Regions from separate parts of the Homo sapiens genome. Here regions 1, 2, 3 and 5 are each linked to region 4. A link is an interaction called in ENCODE POLR2A ChIA-PET data of the cell type or tissue named here. Cell type or tissue: GM12878. All regions are shown on one strand.

Evidence for each region. Peaks named below come from ENCODE experiments on the same cell type or tissue, not always from the same donor. Only the 100,000 strongest peaks of a DNase experiment are listed, where the experiment ranks them.
Region 1: POLR2A ChIA-PET joins it to region 4 with 30 read pairs; 17 of 35 experiments call an interaction of 5 or more read pairs at or near these places.
Region 2: POLR2A ChIA-PET joins it to region 4 with 54 read pairs; 13 of 35 experiments call an interaction of 5 or more read pairs at or near these places.
Region 3: POLR2A ChIA-PET joins it to region 4 with 13 read pairs; 10 of 35 experiments call an interaction of 5 or more read pairs at or near these places.
Region 5: POLR2A ChIA-PET joins it to region 4 with 12 read pairs; 20 of 35 experiments call an interaction of 5 or more read pairs at or near these places.

Annotation. Positions count from the first base shown.
Region 1 is chr9:131,731,475-131,735,474 of GRCh38, reverse strand. All of the region lies in intron 1 of RAPGEF1 (Rap guanine nucleotide exchange factor 1), which reads left to right. Among named protein-coding and RNA genes, the nearest start is that of RAPGEF1, 6.6 kb to the left of the region's middle. RefSeq lists an enhancer at 250-379 and silencers at 1,599-1,893, 2,270-2,319. In GM12878, a CTCF peak has its summit at 3,364; DNase peaks (open chromatin) are centred at 1,030 and 2,353; H3K4me3 peaks cover 3,903 bases; H3K27ac peaks cover 4,000 bases.
Region 2 is chr9:131,676,367-131,680,366 of GRCh38, reverse strand. All of the region lies in intron 1 of RAPGEF1 (Rap guanine nucleotide exchange factor 1), which reads left to right. Among named protein-coding and RNA genes, the nearest start is that of RAPGEF1, 62 kb to the left of the region's middle. RefSeq lists enhancers at 1,446-1,525, 1,866-1,915. In GM12878, no CTCF peak of the experiment used is centred here; DNase peaks (open chromatin) are centred at 1,646, 2,676 and 3,486; H3K4me3 peaks cover 3,111 bases; H3K27ac peaks cover 3,870 bases.
Region 3 is chr9:131,708,059-131,712,058 of GRCh38, reverse strand. All of the region lies in intron 1 of RAPGEF1 (Rap guanine nucleotide exchange factor 1), which reads left to right. Among named protein-coding and RNA genes, the nearest start is that of RAPGEF1, 30 kb to the left of the region's middle. RefSeq lists enhancers at 1,849-1,948, 1,858-2,639. In GM12878, no CTCF peak of the experiment used is centred here; a DNase peak (open chromatin) is centred at 1,888; H3K4me3 peaks cover 2,073 bases; H3K27ac peaks cover 2,982 bases.
Region 4 is chr9:131,620,149-131,624,148 of GRCh38, reverse strand. RAPGEF1 (Rap guanine nucleotide exchange factor 1) reads left to right here. Exons shown (of 27, transcript NM_001377935.1): 11 at 2,151-2,353. Among named protein-coding and RNA genes, the nearest start is that of PRRT1B, 77 kb to the right of the region's middle. RefSeq lists an enhancer at 2,628-2,697. In GM12878, a CTCF peak has its summit at 2,073; DNase peaks (open chromatin) are centred at 1,488, 2,088 and 2,448; H3K4me3 peaks cover 1,661 bases; H3K27ac peaks cover 3,143 bases.
Region 5 is chr9:131,725,742-131,729,741 of GRCh38, reverse strand. All of the region lies in intron 1 of RAPGEF1 (Rap guanine nucleotide exchange factor 1), which reads left to right. Among named protein-coding and RNA genes, the nearest start is that of RAPGEF1, 12 kb to the left of the region's middle. RefSeq lists enhancers at 35-414, 685-794. In GM12878, no CTCF peak of the experiment used is centred here; DNase peaks (open chromatin) are centred at 151, 533, 1,421 and 1,711; H3K4me3 peaks cover 3,637 bases; H3K27ac peaks cover 3,924 bases.

The sequences.
Region 1 (4,000 bases), 110 kb before region 4:
GGCATCCTCTGTGTGTCACAGGGTGAGCAGGAAGGTGGCAAGAGATCAGACTTGCAGTGGGGAGGGATGGTCAGGAAACTCCTGTGCTCCTGTGACAAAATGGGACTTAAGGTGAGAGGCGGAGGATGGGTCCACTTAGCTGGGCACAGGCAGTGGGGTAGGGGACCAGTCTCCTGGGGTGGGAGCAGACCAAGGCCTCCTCAGCTGAAGGGAAGAAGGTCCTTGGACTGCATGTGTCAGTTTCAGTCACTCATTCCTTTCTTCCCTCCTTCAGTGGCTTCACTCATCGCCTGCCTCACGGAGCAACCTCCTGAGGGCCTGGAGTTGTTCTTGTTCTTGGGACACAGCAAAGATCCCGGCCTCCTGGGCCATACCTTCTAACTGGGCTGGCCATAAGTTAAGCAGTTTTGTATGTATGTTTTTAAAGTCCCTTTCCTTCCTCTCTGTGCTCCCAGCGAACCACAGGCTGGCTGGGAGTTTCATCATTTACCAGACCCTCCTGCCAGCGCTGTAGCTCCTGTCACCTTGGAGCAGTTCACTGGGCCTGCTAAAGTGGCCACAGGCTTGCCCAGCACGCTGCCTGAAGATGGAATAAATAGGTGTCTCACGCTCAGTGTGCTACGGTTTCAAATGTGTGAAGATGCTTTTATTGTAAATCGAAAAGAAATTTATAATGACTGCATTTCATGGTCACATTTTTGTCATGATATATTTTCTCAGAACAGATACTAAGAGTACAGGCCCTATGATGTAGGGCTACTCATTTTTGTGGCCTGAGAAAGAGGTCCTCTTAGATTGGCAGTCATTGTATTTCGATCAATTTTAAACTCGTCAAATTTGTACTTCCTTTTTCCTCCATAGTTAGGAATTTTTGTCGTCAAAGTATACTCAGTCAAGCAATGAGACATTTTGATGGCACCTGCTCTGCCTCCTTTCACTCACCCGTTTTAACACTTACTGAGTGCCTCCTTGTTGGCAAACACCAAGTGATGCCTCGTGGCAGGGAGCCAGCAGGAACCTGTCCCTGGAGGCCACAGTCCAGGGGTAGAATCAGAACGATCTTGAACATCTCTGCAATTTCCTGTGGTTTTCAGAATGCATTTATAGACTACCTCATTTCATTTCATCCTCACAACAGCCCAGGGGGTGAGGGCAGGGCGGAGTATCCCTCTTTTGCCCCTCAGGGCAGCTAAGGCCCAGGGAAATTTGGTTGTTTGCCCAAGGTCATGCCCTGGAGAAGTGGAATGGGGAACCGGCCCCCTTTCTTGCCTTTATAGAGCACTGGTTAGAGCCTCCCTGGTTGCTGGGGACACAGCTTTCCATCTTAATTCTTCAGGCTTCTCAATCTCTTTTCTGATCTTTGAAAAAAAAGATCTACCAATGAAATTAAGGGAGGCTCACTACAGTCTTTAGACTGCGTCTGATACTCGTAATACTAGTCACATTAACAGTGCTGTAGAGAGATAAGAAATAGCACTAATGCCAGCTAAGTGTGTTTTTAGAAAAATCAACCACAGCAACCCCAAATGTTTCCTGGTCTCCAGAGCAGCTGTTGGCAGAGGCGGTTTGAATGGGATTCCTTGTAGCCAAGAGACCTTATAGGAGGTCTGTAGAGATGAGTCATGTGTGAGCTTGCAGAAAAATGTCTCCCAAAGTAGCCCGGATTGGAGATTGCCTTGAGTGCCAGGCTGGGTCTTACCTCAGGCCAGCTGAGCGTGTTCCCCATGGCCAGGATAAGATCACGCTCTGGAAAGAGGAGAGGCCTGACAACCCACCGCCTGCCCCACCCCGCGGCCGCCTCGCCGCCGGGACAGGTGTTCCTCTGACTCGTCACCCGTCTTGCCCCAAAGGCTGTTTTATGAGTAAATAAATAAAACCCACCGTTTGTGAATTATTAAGGGATCTGTCATCCAGCAGGCCAGTCATCTTAGTTTCTGGTCATCTGTTTGAGAACATCTTAGTTGTGTCCTTGGGTGATTCTTACCCTTTCCTGGGGCTTATTTTCCCCATCAGTGCCAGGAAGGAGTGGGACTCAAAAGGAGCGCTCCTCTGTTTGTGTTTTTAAGCTGTAGCCACTGCCCCCGCCAACCCCGCACCACCCCCCCCCCCGCCCCCGCCCCGGCTTTTTTAAATTTTAAGTTCTGGAATACATGTGCTGAACGTTCAGGTTTGTTACATAGGTATACATGTGCCGTGGCGGTTTGCTGCACCTATCAACCCGTCATCTAGGTTTGAAGCCCCGCATGCGTGACTGCAGGCCCTTTTTTATACATAAGAAGGCCATTAGGTAACCACTAATGGGGAAGCCTCTTTGAATGCAGTCCTTCCTGCTTAGCTGTGGCCGAGGCTCCTCCTTGGACCCTCCACCCCAAACACAATGTGAAAACCCACTTCCTCGATGCTCTCACAGCTGCCTCTACCAAAATCAACTTCCTCTGGGCTCTTTGTGCCTTCTCTTCCTCTAACATATAGTAAATTCCATGGAAATGCCCCAGATCAATGCTTGAGTAGAATGATGTTTCACTCATTCAAAATCAAAGCCCCAGTTTCCTTTCTGCAAGTTAAAAAATCAACAAGTGAAATGTTAAACAGATGATTAGCTCCGTGAGGGAGTGTGTCTACCACTGCGGTGCCATTACGGTGCCTTGAACGCAATAGGTGCTCAGTAAATACTTACTAAAAGAATGAGTGAATTTAGTTAATATTATCATAGAATGAATTTTAGTTTCTGGTTCCAAGTCTCAAATTATCTTTAGACGTAGCTTATTGTGGTTTCAAATTGCCAATTAGGATGTTTCTTGGTACATTAGTAGGACCAATATCTGATCAGTGGTGTGCAGTTAGTTGGGGGTTCTGTGTTTTCCTGTAGTCCTCTGAACACTAATGATGAGGTTAGGATCAAATTCCCAGAACACCACTGGGAGAACGCCAGGACACCGTGAAGGCTGAGCCGCCACTCGGTTCTGATGCCGCATCCATTGGTCAGTGCACGTTCTTTGAGCTTCCACTTGAGTGCACGTTCTTTGAGCTTCCACTTGAGTGCATGTTCTTTGAGCTTCCACTTGTAGTGACTGCCTGGTTCTTTGGGATGTGCAGGAGCAAAGCGCTCTTAGGTAATGCTCGTTCTGCCCTGTGTTTACAAACCAAGGCCTGTGCCAGCTCTACTCAGCCTGACACCCATAATGAGCACCATCCCAGGAATCCCTGTCCCTACTTGTTATTTTTTTTTTTTTCAGTTGGCCTTTGAATGTGATTTAGGACTGGCTTCCTGCAGCATTACTCTCTTTTCCCAGGATGACTGTGCAGCGTGTGCTGTCTAGGGCTGGGGTGCAGGCTGTTGGTGTGCCTCTGGCACCCCCTTCCTTCTTTGTCAAGAGGCATGGGCAGTATTTTCTTGCTACTTCCCCCTCCTCTGTGAGCTAAGGTACAGGGGGGGAGGTTCATCTGAATTTATTAGAAATCTGCTGTCTGCTGGTCACAATTCCTTTCTCCCACTTTCTTCTCCCAGGCTGTAGTTTGAAAGACAGGTGACAATTCTCTGAACCCAAGTCCCACCCTGCAGTCTGGACTGCTGCTTCCCGGAACACCACGACTCCTGTAACAGCTTAGACTTCTGTCCCCACAGTCCCTTAGCAGCAGCTTTCTCTTTGCTTTTCACTGGCTTGCCCAAACCACACAGTGACTTTACTGCATATTAAGTTTTGTGATCAGGCGATTCTGCAGTGCTTTTAAAGCGTAGAAATGGAGCACTGAGCACAGGATGCTGTGTGGTTTGCCCAGGGCTGGGTTCAGAGGGGCGGATTTCAGGCATTTGCTCTATAGCTTTTAAAATTTGTGCCACTGATGTGGACCTGACAGATGCGATTCCCAGCCACACACTGTATTGTTAAAAACGGAGCAGGAGTGTGACACTGACAGTAACTGAGAGAAGGAAGGACATGGAATGAGAAGAGAGGACAGCTGACATCCAGTGGAATGTGACCGTGTTAAATAGCCACTT
Region 2 (4,000 bases), 56 kb before region 4:
TCCTCCTTCAATTGCAGTGGACAGGCTGATGAAAAAAGAGCAGAGCCAGGCTTAATAATGTGGATGAGGCACTTCTGCCAATGGAAAGCTAAAATGATGTCGTGATTCAGTAGAAAAAAGTGGTAAGACAATGAGTTGTCATTGTGACACACAGTTAAGCATATTGAACCCCAATATAACTAACTCTCTACACTGGATTCACATTGGAACTGACTGTGCAGTCTCAAGAAGACATTGTCCTTATTGTCCATCAGTGTGCACTGTTAATCAAAATTTGGGGATGGGAGTTTTAGTTGCGTTTAGTTATAAATGTGCTTTGATTTTATAGTTGTAAAGGAGCTAGATGCGTATGGCAGACAGACTTTAAGGTGACCCCTAGGATTCTTGCCTCCTGGAGTTGACGCCTTTGTCTCATTGTCTCACCTGGAGTTGGATGTGGCCTGTGACTCGCTTCCCACTTCTAACTCCTCTTGCCAGCTGACTCCCTCTGGGGCCATTCTTCCTGGCTAGCTTTGAGGAAGAGGCCCCTGTGGCAGGGAGCTGAAGGTGGCCTCCTGCCTATATCCAACAAGAAGCTGGGGACCTTAGTCCTACAGCTCCAAGGAAATCAGTTCTTTTGCCCACACCCCGAGTGGGCAACTTGAATGAAGACCCTTCCCTGGCGGAGTCCCCGCTGCGTAGTACCCTCATTGCAGCCTTTCAGGGACCCAGCTAAACTGTGCGTGGACCCGGACCCCTGACCCACAGAAGCTGGTAGAGGATAAATGTGTGTTGGAAGCCACTAAGTTTGTGTACTTCATTATGCGGCAATACGAAACATTTCAGGACTTACACAAGTTGTTACTGGTACTTATTTAATGTTATAAAAATCTGAGCCAAGTCAGATCACTTTAGGATGGGAACATCTGAATCACAGCCTTGGTGAGCTTCTAATCCACCGTTCCCTTTTTCTTCCCATCAGGCAAAGGCAAAAGTGGCTCCTGAGGTCCTTTTTGTAGCACTGACAGGTTTCCTTGGTCATAGTGGAAGAGAGGGGCATCCCACATCATTTGGCCCAGTGTTCTTTTATGGAAGGACACATGGAGGACAGGGGCTGGCCCCTTAGGCTTGTCTTCCCTGAGGTCAGCTGCAGCTTCCAAGGAGGTAGCATCTTGAGACATTTATAATCTATCCTTTGTACAGCTGCTTGTGGCCCCCCCCTTGTCACATAATGAGTTCGCAGTTGGGATTTCCTCGTGTGAGTTTCCAGCACCCTAGGGCCATATTTGTCCTAGGATTCTCCTCATCATTTCCCCCCACCCCCAGTCACTGCTGCCTCTTAGCCTTTGCTTCTCCGGGCTGAGGAATTCCTGCATTTTTAATCTGTCCTGCTCCTGCTGGCCTGTTTTGTCTAGCTACTGCCCTTCAAAACCATATCCAGTTTCACTCATAAAAAGCAGGGGGAAATGGTCAAACCAAACCCTCCAGCCTCCCCTGTGTAGTCCTGGCTCTTGTTTGATTGTTGGTTCTCTGAAGAAAGGTGCTCTGAGGAGGAAGAGGGCTGCCTGTGCCCCCGGCACCCCCCATCATGGAGGCTGGCCTCCTGGTGTGTTGTTTGATTGGGTGTCCTTTTGCACCCCTGAGGTCCTGCTAGTACCTGCAGTGCTGACAGTCCCTGTGGGCACGGGTGTGTGTCAGGCCTTAGTCATCAGCACTTAACCGCTCTGAGCTGCAAACATTGGGCCTCAGAGCTCAGTGTTGATGTGATCACCGTCTCACTTCTGCCAAAAATAGATGGGGAGGAACATATTTCTGTTAAGCTCTTGAGGGTTACAGCTGGATTAAGTTAGAGCTCCTGAAAACAGCACACTGGCTTATACTAGTGGTTTAGATTCTCTAAGAAATGTGTATTGATATAAAGTTATCAGACTATTGATTTTTTGTAGAGTGAAAATATTAAATTGTTATTTGAAGAACATCATAGATCTTGTAAAAGCAAAGTTGAAGACCAGATTCAAAGTTACTTTACATTCTTCTTGAAATTCCTTCTAGAATGTTGTGCTAGGAAAAGTCCCTCTTCTGTTGAGTTTATTTACTTTCTTTTAATGGACAAAACCTATCTTATTTACCTTTTTACCTTTGCCACTAGGAAACTTAGAACCAAACGAATACAACTCAGTTGCAGTAAATCTTGAGTTCTAAGCTTCTGACTCTGTTTGCTTTTAAAGTGTCTCATTTGCTGTGTGCTTAGTGTTTTCTAAATAAATACCTACCATTAGGGGAGGAATTGCTTTGTAACTTTGCACATTAGCTCCGTGGTTTGCGTTGACCTCGATTCTAAGCAGAAACAGCTGTGAGTATGTTCTATTAATTATTAGGTGAGTTGTTTTAACTAGTGCAGACAAGAGCTTGTTGACCTGTGCTCTGGGTGAGAACTCTGATTTCTGCTTCTACTCAAAAGGGTCAAATCCCATGATGTAGTTTTGACTTAGGAGAATTTAGTTCTGGCCTGGAGTGAATCTTTGTGGGATTGATGCAGACCAAGACTCGTGTTAAGGCCGAGCTCTGCAGCAGCTGGCCGCTTGTTTGTCTTCTGAGCCTGTTTCATTTGCCTTCCCTGGTCTGCTTGAGCAGAGGAGAGAGGAAGAAAAGCTGTTGGCAGATGTTTTTAGTAAGACCCTTAAGCGTAAGGGAGGAAGCTAATTTTAGTCCTGTTTTTAATATTATGGTAGTTTGGTTGCGTCTTTCCTCTTAGGGTAGAGCATTTTAGCTTTTGTTTTTGCTTTTGCATTTCCTGTGTATATATCCTGAAGCAAAATGGACTGCTAAAAATGTCACTTGGTGTTTGTTATTTTGTGCCTAGAATAACATTCAAGACCCGTGAGCACTGTGAGTCACTAAAATAGTTTTAGGAGAAAGGAATGTTGTCTGTGTTACTCTTTTCTATATTTCCTTCTAGAAATTTTCCAGTTGATTCCTGTGCTTATGTTAATTGGACATCCATAATCTCTTTCTTTTATCATCAGCAATACAGTAACATTGTATTTGTTAGCACATTGCATCTCTACTTGCATGCAGAGCTCTTTAATTTTAAAAGTACAGTAAGTTTTGGAAGAAGATCATGGCTAAAGAGGCAAGTTGCTGGAAAATACAGTTGTGCTGCTTACTCAGTGAACAACCAGCCAACAAGCTGCGTGCACGTTTATTGTGATGAGAACTTAAACACAAAGCAGACGTGTAAGTTCCCCTGGTGTCCCCAGTTCCTAGCACATAGTAGAAACTTTGTAAATATTTGTTTGGGGTAAATGAAGTCAGTAGCACTACAGATAGGAGGCCGTAAGGAAGGATGGTTTCTAAAACAATAAAAAGGGACATCAGCTAGGCCAGTGGTCTTCCAACTTACTGTGTATCAGAATCACCTGGAGAGCTTGTTAAAACAGATTGCTGGGCCTACCCCCAGAGTGTCTGCTTCTGTAGGTGTGGCATGGGCCCAAGAATTTGCATTTCTAAGAAGTCTCTTGGTGAAGCTGCCGTCGTTGTTGGTTCAGGACCACACTTTGAGAACCGCTGACTAGGCTAATGCCTGTGGATGAGAAAAGAGGCTTAGAGAAATTATGTTTTGCCTAATTGACAAAACCAATTAGTGGCTGAAACAACACAGAAGGCCAGGTTTGTCCTCTCACTTCCTAACTTGAGGACAGAGAAATATATTCTGATGTCCCTAACTGGCAGTCTGCTATGATAGTGACCACATGCCCATTTCTTTCTTGGGATTTCGTCCCAGCCTGACAACCTTGGAACAGAACAAGAGGACAGGAGGTGTCGTTCCAGGTATGTGTTAGCTGCACCAGCCACTCTTTGTGGCATCTGCTACCCATCAAAGGACGTGGTTGGGCTGGGAGCCAAGTTAAGTTTTCTCATTGTTTGGCAGTTGTGTCCCCAGATTTTCTTGCCCATCTTGGAGATCTTAGCACAGCCGGGGTGCTTGGGGCTCAGCTGCCTTGAAGGGGACTCAGTCCCC
Region 3 (4,000 bases), 88 kb before region 4:
AGGCCGTGATTTTGCAAAAATGATCTCTGTATTGGTAGATCAATTATGAGGCCTTAAGATCTTGTAGAGATTTGGATTTTGGTTTTTGTCTGTTTTGCATAAATTGGAAAGATTATTTCCCCTTCCTTCAGAAAGGAAGGGCCTGGTTTAACACAGTGGCCCACTGCGCCCAGAAACTTAACAGAGCATTAAGTGCCTCTTAAACTTGGTCTCTCTGGTTCTGTGGGTCTTTTTTGGAATGTTGTCCCAAATATTACTCCGGTTCTATACTTGCTCCCATTTTGTACCATCCAACTCTGTAAAATAAATTTACTTTGGTGCTTTTGACTAAATTGACCGAAGCCAGATATCTGCCACCTAAGCTAATGTATTTTCCGTCTACAATTATAAAAGTGATGAAGGGCTGGGCGTGGTGGCTCACGCCTGTAATCCCAGCACTTTGGGAGGCCGAGGCGGGCGGATCACTTGAGGTGAGGAGTTTGAGACCAGCCTGGCCAACGTGGCAGATCCCCCATCTCGACTAAAAATACACAAATTAGCTGGGTGTGGTGGCGCACACCTGTAATCCAGCTATTCAGGAGGCTGAGGCAAGAGAATCACTTGAGCTTAGGAAGCAGAGGTTGCAGTGAGCTGAGATTGCACCACTGCACTCCTGCCTGGGTGACAGAGTGAGACTCTGTCTCAAAAAAAAAAAAAAGGTGATAATAGGCACAGTGCAGTGGCTCACACCTGTAATCCCAGGACTTTGGGAGGCTGAGGCAGGAGGTTCACTTGAGACCAGGAGTTTGAGACCAGCCTGAGCAACATAGGGAGACCCTGTCTCTACAAAAAAATTTAAAAATTAGCCAGGCGAGGTGGCATGCACCTGTAGTCCTAGCTTCTTTGGAGGCTGAGGGAGGAGGATTGCTTGGGCCAGGGAGGTTGAGGTTGCAGTGAGCCATGATTGCACCACTGCACGCCAGCCTGGGTGACACAGCAAGACCCTGACTCCAAAAAAAAAAAAAAAGTTAAATATTCACCAGGGACCTCCTGAGTGTCAGGCAGCATGCTACGTACTTCACAAATGTTCTCTTTTGTTTGATTCTTATTACAGCTGAGGAGGTGAGACTGGAATTATGCCCAGTTAACAGATAAGGAAACTGAGGCTGCTGTGCTCAACTGGCAAAGCCAAGGGGAAGAGCTAGTATTTGCACCCAGGCTGGAGTGCAGTGGTGTGATCTCGGCTTACTGCAGCCTCCACCTCCCAGGTTCAAGTGATTCTCCTGCCTCAGCCTCCCAAGTAGCTGGGATTACAGCTTCGTCCCACCACGCCCGGCTAATTTTTGTATTGTTAGTAGCGACAGGGTTTCACCATGTTGGCCAGTCTGGTTTTGAACTCCTGGCCTGAAGTGATCCACACACCTCAGCCTCCCAGAGTGCTGGGATTACAGGCGTGAGCCACCTCGCCCGGCTCAGAGCCTGCATTCTTACCCATATTATGCTGTGGGGATTCTTTAGGGGCTTTTATAACCTCAAACTCTGGGACTGAAATAAATGAAATCTTTTCATCCACCTCGACATTGTCTTCCTTTTTACCAAGAATATGTGATTGATTTCATTCCCTTCTTTTCTTCTAGAAAACCCTTTGTTCAGAATTTAGGTAGCGTAGCACTTTCTCCAGCAAAATTGTTCCCAAAGTGCAGTGGGAGTTTGGAGCTTGGGGTTATAAATTCTTAGCTGTATTTGTCCCCAAGGTGTTTTCTTCTTTGGAGACTGAGGTGTAGCAGTGTTTTGATGTTTTGTTTCGTTTTGTGTTTCCCTTGGAAACACAGCATTAGTGAAATCAGCTTGTTTTCTCTGACAGTACTTGTTACGTGGTGCACACTGGTCTGAGCGTGGGACTCTGAAATAGAAGGCGTGGCATAAGGGTCTGTATGAAAATGTTTCTCCTGGCATGCCCCAGAATGGTTCATTTATGACTTTCAGCATTTTGATCACCTGATTCCCCATTTCTCCTGCGGAGAAAAGTGGTATTAAAAGTATTTGGACATAAAATTCATCTTGCAAGCCGCTGTTGTGCTGATGAGTAATAAAGTGTCAAAAGGATGCTGAGGAAAGAGCTTCTTAATATAGACCATGCCTGAGAGGCACCGGTAGGGCGATAACAAGCCCTTTCTTCTGATTTCCTCCCTGGGGCCAAAGGGATTTTGAAAGGCAGAAGGCAAAGACTTGAGAATGAGATTCCTCAGGCTTCCCTTGTGAGGCTGCCTGGGTTCTGCCGCTGGGTGGTTTGGGATGTCCAAGAGATATCCCCTTTCAGCCAGTGACTCGGTCCTCAGTTGCTGCTCCGGAAAGACGCTGGGGCTGGGAAGGGCCCTGTGTCCTCTGGCTTTAAAATGGGCAATGCTATTGAAAAACAGAAGCCCTTGAAACGAAGTCATCTGTACCCCTGGAAACAAGGTAAGAAAGCCCTGGGCTTCCTTTCCAGGAAGAAGCAAGGAGGCAGTTTTCTCTGAGAGACTGGCCCAGCAGCAGAGCTGAAGTGCCTGGGGAATCACCTTCCAGAGCAGAAAGCACAGGTAGTCCAACATGATTTCAAGAAAATTCACAATTCTCCTGAGGAATAAGATGATTCCTCTCTCAATATGATGGCTTGGTTTGGCTGAGAGTTTAGTTCAGCTCGAGATGTTTCATTTGGTGCAGTATGTGTCTGTTGAAAATTTTTATTTTTTTTGAAATGGAGTCTCGTTCTGTCGCCCAGGCTGGAATGCAGTGGCATGATCTCAGCTCGCTGCAACCTCCGCCTCCCAGGTTCAAGCAATTCTCTGCCTCAGCCTCCTGAGTTGCTAGGATTACAGGCACCCGCCACCACGCCCAGCTGATTTTTGTATTTTTAGTACAGATGGAGTTTCACCATCTTGGCCAGGCTGGTCTTGAACTCCTGACCTCATGACCCACCTGTCTCAGCTTCCCAAAGTGCTGGGATTATAGGTGTGAGCCACCGCGCCTGGCTGAACATTTTTACTTTTTTAGAAATGTTCCAAGTCAGCCAGGCACAGGGGCTCACGCCTGTAATCCCAGCACTTTGGGAGGCCAAGGTAGGCGGATCACTTGAGGTCAAGAGTTCGAGTCCAGCCTGGCCAACCTGGCGAAACCCCGTCTCTACTAATAATACAAAAATTAGCCAGGCCTGGTGGTGGGCACCTGTATTTCCAGCTACAGGCATAAGGCTGAGACAGGAGAATCGCTTAAACCCAGAATGTGGAGGTTACAGTAGCCGAGATTGCGCCACTGCACTCCAGCCTGGGTGACAGAGTGAAACTGTCTCAAAAAAAAAAGAAAGAAAGAAAAAGAAATATCCCAGGTCAAAGCTTTGATATCTAGGAGTTTGAGGCTTTTGTGATATTTTTTGATTTAGATAATGTTATTAACAGCTTTTAAATATATAGCACTTCCAAAAGTTCCAAAGTACTTTCAAGGTACTTTCTGTAAAATCTTTCATTTATCCATCCTGGACACCCAGGAAGTGGGACAACAGCCTCTCTTAACACCTACTCTGTCTCTCTAGGGCTTGGGGTCATGTCAGCTTGAGGAGGAGGAAGTTGGCAGGGCCACAGAGCAGTGCAGTGGTACATTTGGAGCTCAAGGACCTTTAATAGTGTCTCAGTGCAGGACAGTCTGTTGACGCACTCAGCGGCCTTTTATCACAGTTATTGACCCAGGAGACCGGCCGGCTGGCAGGCATGCCAGAGATGACATATGCGAGACTTCACCAGGTCTTTGCCTCCTCTTGCCAGAAGAAGTTGCGGTAGCATTTGATCAGTAGCAAGACAGTTTTTTCACAACTGCATATATGGGTGTGTTTATGAAAAGAAAACAAATAACTGGAAGAAAATGCATGGAAATATTAAGAGCAGTTGCTGTTTGTCAAATCATAGATCATTTTCTCTTAAAAAGAAAGTAGGTGGGATGCTAATTTACTGTCAGGTTCCAGCCCTTCTGACTTTCTGTGAGTCATTCT
Region 4 (4,000 bases):
CCTGGCCTGAGTTGTACAAGCCTGTTACACTTCCTCCCAAGCCGAGGAGGAAGAGATTCAGCCCTCCTTCCTTGAGATCCCATCCAGTTTACAGTATTGACCCCTGTGCAGGGGTTGGTCTTCTCCGTACCCTGTGAAAGAGCCCCAAACTTAGGCACCCTGAGCCTCATCCTTGTCCCCAGTCTGCTGTTCACTCCCCGAGGGGACCCTCAGGTGACCTTGTGGAAAATGCCTCAAAATTGCTTTGAGGGAAAGAAGGAAAGAATCATCACCCTGGCCGCGTGGCTAACGCTGGCCTGAGTTCATGCACGCTCAGTCCCAATGTCACGACGTGTCCTCATCATTTGGGATGCACTGACATCGTGAGGGTCCCCAGCCCCTCTTGCCCGGAGCAGCCCCATGAGTCCCTTGTGCCAGACGAGCCTTGTGATCACTGTCCGGCACCTGAAATCCCCACAGTCCCAGGCCCTGAGCACTGGCGGCTGAACCTTCCCAGCAATGCTGGCTGTGTTAGGAGCAAGGCCTCTAAAATCAGCCTCTGGGCTGCTTTTGAAATGGACTGGGTCCTCCTCATTTCTAGAAGGCTGGGAGCATCACTGCTGTTCTGTGCTTGGCTAGCAGGTGTCTACAAGGACTTCAACATCAAGAGTTCAGAAAGACCTCCTGAAGAGATCACAGTTTTACAGAAAAGTCAGGCAGAGATGGTTGTGTTTAATCTTTTTCTTTTTTCCATAGCTCACTGCAACCTTGAACTCCTGGGTTCAAGGGATCCCCCCACCTCAGCCTCTTGAATAGCTGGGACCATAGGCACATACCACCATTGCTAATTTTTTTCTTTTCTTTTTTCTTTTTAGAGACGGGGGTCTCACTATGTTGCCCAGGCTGGTGTTGAACTAGCCTCAAGTGACCCTCCTCCCTCAGCCTCCCAAAGCACTGGGATTGTAGGCATGAGCCAGTGCGCCCGGTCATATTTAGTCTTTTTAGGGAGCAGTTTGTGGGTGCTTGGGATCACCTTCCTAGGCTTGCCTCTTCGTCTGGAGCCTGGTGACATTGGTTGTGCAGCATTAAAGAGGAAGTGTGGGGCTGGGCTTGGTGGCTCACACCTGTAATCCCAGCACTTTGGGAGGACGAGCCAGGTGGATTACCTGAGTTCAGGAGTTCAAGACCAGCCAGACCAACATGGCAAAACCCCATCTCTACTAAAAATACAAAAATTAGCTGGACACGGTGGTGCATGCCTATAATCCCAGCTACTCAGTAGACTGAGGCAGGAGGATCGCTTGAACCCATGAGGTGGAGGTTGCAGTGAGCCGAGATTGCACCACTACACTCCAGCCTGGGCAACAAGAGCGAAACTCTGTCTCAAAAAAAAAAAAAGGAAGTGTGAGACAAGCTCAAGGGGCTGTGAGCTGCCCTTTCAGTAGCAGCAGCTGACCTCAGAGGGGAACCATTTCTTCCTGTGCATCTTTTACAACCAAGTTCTGCTCGGTGCTTGTTGGAGCTAGTAAGAAATTCTTACATATTCTTTTAAATAAAGAAGGTGACTTTGAACACTTTCCTTCAGTGACACTCCTGGAGAGAGAGCATTTCCTCTATACCTGGACCCCCAGTGTGGCTCAGGGAAGAAATAAACTCCCTACCTCTGTGACTGTCTTCCTCAGCTCAGTGTCTGGCCTTCCTTGATTTGTTGACTAGTTGGGGTTTGCAGAGAAGCCTCTGGCTTTGTGCTTATTTGAAGATACAAAATTTAGCACTGCAGAGCCACCACTTTTTCTTGGCATCTGAATCTCAGCTCCACCTGGCAGCTGCTCGTGGCACTTGCGACATGCCTCGAGGGGAAAGTGCCTGCTCAGGAGGTAGCTGAGACTTGCCATCCCTGCACCCGCCATGTGCCCTCGCTTGAGTCCCCAGTTCACATTAGGGTTCCCCATTGGTGTTGCGCGTCTGCCGGTCTGGACGTGTCTCCTCCGTTAGCGCATCAGACAGAGTGTGATTTCATTGCCCGAAAAGTCCTCCGTGCTCCGTCTGTTCGTCCCTCTCTGAGGTGCTTTCAGTGGAAAGCCCCCTAGCTGCTGTGGGAAGAATGGGGGGAGGGGTTCCCTGATGTGGCCTCCCCCGGCCTCGCTGCAGCTTTCTCCCTTGTTTCACAGTGCTGGCCTACATGCAGTTGCTGGAGGACTACTCGGAGCCGCAGCCCTCTATGTTCTACCAGACGCCACAGAACGAGCACATCTACCAGCAGAAGAACAAGCTCCTCATGGAGGTATACGGCTTCAGCGACTCCTTCAGTGGGGTGGACTCCGTGCAGGAGCTGGCCCCGCCGCCCGCCCTACCCCCCAAGCAGCGGCAGCTGGTGAGTGACACCTTCCCTTGTGACTAGAACTTCCGATCCTAGCAGGTCTCTAGGAACCAGAATGACCCTCCTTGGGGGCAGGGTTAACCCTCCTCCCTGCTGTGGCAGGGCCCTGGTTTTGGGCGTGGAAGGCACCATCTCCCACACAGATGCTTTTACTTCCTCCTTAGATGCTCACCAGCAGCCCAGCGCCCACTCCACCACCTCCCCACCCTGGGGTGCAGGGACCTTTCTTTTCCACAGCAGCCCCGCGCAGCAGGGACAGGCTTGTACTCAGGGTGTTTGCTCTCTCTGCTGACAGTCTCTTGTATTTTTTTCTTTCTTCTTTGGCTTCAACATAGACCTCCCAGAAAGGAGGGACTCAATCAAAGCACAGGACATGGTCTGTGCACAGCCATCTGTGGACTTGATTGGCATAATGGGCCTAACTGTGTAGAGTGACTTACAACCCAGCCTTGGCCGGGGAGGGCCCAAGGAAAACAAGTGCCATTGAAGTGGAGGATGGCTTTAAACAGAGCCACTCTGTTTCAGACATGGCACCTTCCTCTTCTAGAAAACACTCGTGTGCTAAGGACTCCTGTGCATGTAAGGAAGCACGGGCCAGCACAGAAGGCAAGCTGTTCCACCGTGGGCACCCCATGAGGCTCTGGAACTGCCCAGGCACTGGGAGGGTGAGCAGATCGGGGGTACCTGTGGCATCCCTCCAAACTTTCTCCCTTTGCTGCCAGTTAATGAACATGGAGGGCCCTAGTCAGGTTTGAAGATCTGAGCCTCTTGTCCAGCCATGCTCCCCAGGAAGAGGAAGCTCCCCAGCAGGGAGCTCCAGGCTTGTTCAGAGCTGCCTGGGCTGCTGCTCTCGTGTGCTGGCCAGTCTGGTGGCTTCTACCAGGAGGCGACTGGTGTGCACTGGGCCATCTTTTATCCATTGCGAGAGGACATGAGGGGCCATCTGATTCTTCTGGGAGGCAGCTGCAGACTGGAGGACAAATGTCCCTGGATTACTCCGTATAATCAATCACCTGGGGCTCAGCCCAGTCCCAGGAGTTCCTGAGCCTTCCTATACTCAGTGGGCTGTGGCTAACCAAGCAAGCTGTTTTGTTTCCACTCAAAAACCACACTCAGCCACTTCAGAGGTGGCCATGTCCAGTAGAGGAAAGGCCAAGCTTGGAGTTGGGAGTCCTGAATTCCAGTCCTGCCACTTGTTAGCCGTGTCGCACGTGCCATTTTCAGAGTCTCAGATCCTCACCTGCCCTGCCCGTCCCACAGACACAATTGAGAATGTGAATCTCAATTGCTCTGAAGATGTTTCAAAAAGGGTCCCACCATGGAAACATAAATGCCTCATTTAGAGACCCCTTGCCTAAAATGTTTGGTTAGAACTGTTGCCGAGAGCCAGGAGTGGTGGTGGCACATGCCTATATTCCCAGCTACTTGGGAGGCTGAGGTGGAGGATCACTTGATCCCAGGAGTTCAAGACCAGCCTGGACAACATAGTGAGACCCTGTCTAAAAAAAAAAAAAAGCCATTGCTGAGCCAGATTTATTGAAAATATTTTCGGCCCATTTGCCATCCTTGGGCATCTTCTCCATACTGTGGAGTCCACAGGCTTCTGAATATTTGGGGAGACACCCCTAGGGAGCACGTGGA
Region 5 (4,000 bases), 110 kb before region 4:
GGTATTGTGCCCATTTGACAGTTGAGGAAAGGGAGGCAGCAAGAGGGAAGTGACTCGCCAGGGGTGGGTTGTGTATTGCTGAGAACTGGAGTTTCACTTCTCTCCCCTTCCTGGGGTCTAGGGCTGACTTGCCGGCACCACCACTGCCTTGGGTTGGAATGTACTCTGGGGTTCCCCCGGGGCTTTCCAGCCTCTCTGTAGGACTGTTAAGGTGGCACCACATCTGCCTACAGATTTATGAAGAAGCCCCTGGTTTCTCCATTATTGAAGTGGCTTAAAAAGTACATTTGCTGAAAATATTGCATGAGAATCTGCTTTGGAGAAACCTTTCACAGATGGCACAACGGTAGGAAGTGGCCCTTACGAGTTAAAGTAGTTCCACCCACCCACCCACCCAACACTGGCTGTCACTGAGTGTCAAGCAGCCTGCCAGGGGAGGAGAGGGTACTGAGAGGGCTGAGGCGTCAGTGCCCTTGGGGAACTGACAGTCAGCCACCACCTGCGTTGTGTACAGGAGACTTTTGATCTTGGCTCTCACACCCTCATCCGTGTTAGAGGCAGCATGAGCCTGAGCTGAGAGGTGGGAGACCTGCCTCATGGCCCCTGGGCCTGCACTGATGCACTGGATCAGTGCCCCTCCCCAACCCTGTCTTTCCATCTGTGCAGTGAGCCAGTACAGAACAGTGTCTGAGAGCATGTGCTTCAGGTCCTCTAGCTGTGGCTTTAGATACCAGCCCTCCTGTGTCATTGTTGTGGGATCTTGGGCATGTCACTCTGTCTTGTCTAACTCTCAGTTTTTCCTTATCTGTAAAATGGGGAAAATCCTAACAGTACCTACCTTATGGTATTGAGGGAGAATTAAACGAGATGATGTACATAAGCATTTAATCAGAGTCTGGACACATAAGAAGTGCTCGATAAATCTTAGCTTTTGTTCTTACTTCAGGTCGCCTTCTACTCTAAAGTGACCATTTCTTTAAAAATGGTAATCTGGTAACTAAAATTCAAACCTCAGCACTCACAGAGAAGGGGAGGTCCCTGACTATTGAGGTATTTCCTTTTAGGCTGGTTTGTTCTTTCTCTTTCTCTCTCTAAGAAAGCTGAAGTCCAGGGAGTAGGTTTTTACAATTAAGTAATAAACTTTTGAAGTGATCACTCGTAGGAAGAGTAGAGGGCAATTCATTTCAGCTACACATATCCCAGTGCATGCAGGCAGACCAGGAGGCCCTGATTTTAATTTGAGTCTGTCTGGAAGGAATGGGCCTGTGCTTGCAGGCTGTGGTATATGTCAGAGCCACAGCAGGGCTGATACACCAACAGGTATATTTTTTGCCCTGTCTCAAGGGACACCTCCCCAGTTTCTCCTTGCGGGGTGACTTTCGGGGATTAATTAAATCATCTTCGTTCAGCTCTGGAGGTGAAATGATCACAGAGTGTTGCATTTGTGACAGTTAAAAACCACAAGACATTCAAGGTCCTCGTGTACAAAGTAACTTACAAGTTGCATTGAGCACTGCAAGAAGGGGGATTTCATACCCTTTATTTTTCTTTCTTGATTAACTTTCACAGTAAAGATAAATTCAGAAATGCTGTTTTGGTGTTCTGAGTCTTCCTTAACCCCTGCTCCACTGGGAATTTCGGGTATGTGAAAGTAAATGTGTGTAGTCTCCTTGCAAATTTGTCAGTGCAGCTAGCATGAAGCACAGTGCTATTTGCAGAGAGACCAAAGCCCAGTCAACCCTTTTCACTTTCTGTAATCATTTGGTCCTGGAGCTACAGAACCTCTCAATTAGCATAACCACACTAATTTGTGCTTCTGCCTCAGCTTGTCAAGAGTGCCTTGCAAATATTAATTCTCTGAGCTCATCAGAAGACCAAAGGCATAGATCAAAAGCATGCTTTTCTGCATGATCTGTCCTTGTTTTTTTTCTGTTCATGAGGAGCTTTCTCTATTAATTACCCTAAATATGCAAGGTTGTAGAATGAAGCTTTTATATTTGACAAGTAAGAATTGGGCTAGGGACCTGGATTACAGGGACTCGGGCTAGGGACTGCCTGTGCTGCAGGGGTGCGGAGTTCCCTGGCCTCAGCTTGGCAGGAGAAATGCACGTACTGCTGAGGAAATTCTGTAGGCTAAAGTCATGGGGAGCGTGTGAGTCATGATCACCAGAAATGCCTGGACCTGTGGCATCTTTGGGTGATGAAGAGGGAACCAGCTTAGCACTGCCACAGACACACCATGTCCTCTGGGGCAAGCCAGGATTCCTTCCTGGGCCTCTGAACCCCACTCTATAATTGGAGGGCCTTGAACTGGAACAGAGGTTCCTGAGCTTTTTAAGATCATAGGTCTCCCAGGAGTCTGATGGAAACTCTGTGGACCTTGTCCCCAGGGAGAAAGATTCATTATGTGTGGACATGTTTCTGCCAAGCCGTAAATTCCCACTACTATATGATAAGTGAGAATTCGCAAATACCCGGGGTCTTGGAAAGATCAAATAGAATTTTTGTTGTCTGAAACAATCAGGACTTAGTTCAGTCAGGTCTGAGCCCTAGTAACAGTAATTATGCATTCCCAGAATTTGGTAAGGATTTTGTGAAATGGGGCTTGTAAGCTGCTGGGTGGAATACCTGCATGGATAAAAGGGGGAACCTTCCCCTTATGGGTGAGGTTTAAAAAAAAATTATGTATAGTAAAATTGATGTTTTGGGGATATACAGTTGTATTTTTTGTTTTTCATTTGTGATGGGGTCACACTGTCACCCAGGCTAGAGTGCAGTGGTACCATCGTGGCTCACAGCAGCCTCGACCTCCTGAGCTCAAGGAGTCTTTCAATTTCAGCCTCTTGAGTAGCTGGGACTACAGGTGCGTACCACCACACCCTTTTCATTTAAAAAAATTTTTTTTGTAGAGACAGGTTTCCCTATGTTTGCCAGGCTAGTGGGGTATAAAGTTTTGTGCGTTTTAACACGTGTAGATTTGCATAACCACTACCACATTCAGAATACAGGCCAATTCCATCACCCTGAGTGAAAAAGCCTTCTTGCCGCCCCTTTGCAGTCATACCCTTCTCCCACCCTGGCAGCATGGATCTGCTTCCTTTCTTTTTTTTTTTCTTGAGACAGAGTCTCGCTCTGTCCCCCAGGCTGGAGTGCAGCAGTGCCGTCTCAGCTCACTGCAACCTCTGCCTCCTGGGCTCAGGTGATTCTCCTGCTTCAGCCTCCCAAGTAGCTGGGATTATAGGCATCCACCACCGCGTCCGGCTAATTTTTGTATTTTTAGTAGAGACGGGTTTCACCACATTGGCCAGGATGGTCTCGAATGCATGGCCTCAAGTGATCTGCCCGCCTCAGCCTCCCAAAGTGGTGAGATTACAGGTGTGAGCCACTGTGCCCGGCCAGCATTGATCTGTTTTTTATCTATACCTATAGATTTGCATTTTCCAGAATACCGTGTAAGTACAACCATAAAGTGTGTAATCGGCCTTTTACTCTGTACTGACTTTGAGACTCGTCAAGTTGTCCTTTTTATCACTGGTTCATTCCTTTTTATTGCTGAGTAGTATTCTATTGCATTGACATAATAACTGCTTATCTGCGTGAGAATTTGACCTTGGCTGACTATCTGTCTGTTTGCTAGAAATAGACAAAGATGGCACAGGACCAACAAAAAACAACCCAATTTTGGCCGGGTGCAGTGGCTCACACCTGTAATCCCAGCACTTTGGGAGGCTGAGGCGGGTGAATCACGAGGTCAGGAGATTGAGACCATCCTGGCTAACATGGTGAAACCCCGTCTCTACTAAAAAATACAAAAAATTAGCTGGGCATGGTGGCACGCGCCTGTAGTCCCAGCTACTCGGGAGGCTGAGGCAGGAGAATGGCATGAACCTGGGAGGTGGAGCTTGCAGTGAGCCGAGATCACGCCACTGCACTCCAGCCTGGGTGACAGAGCAAGACTCCGTCTCAAAAAAAAAAAAAAAACACAACCCAATTTTTAAAT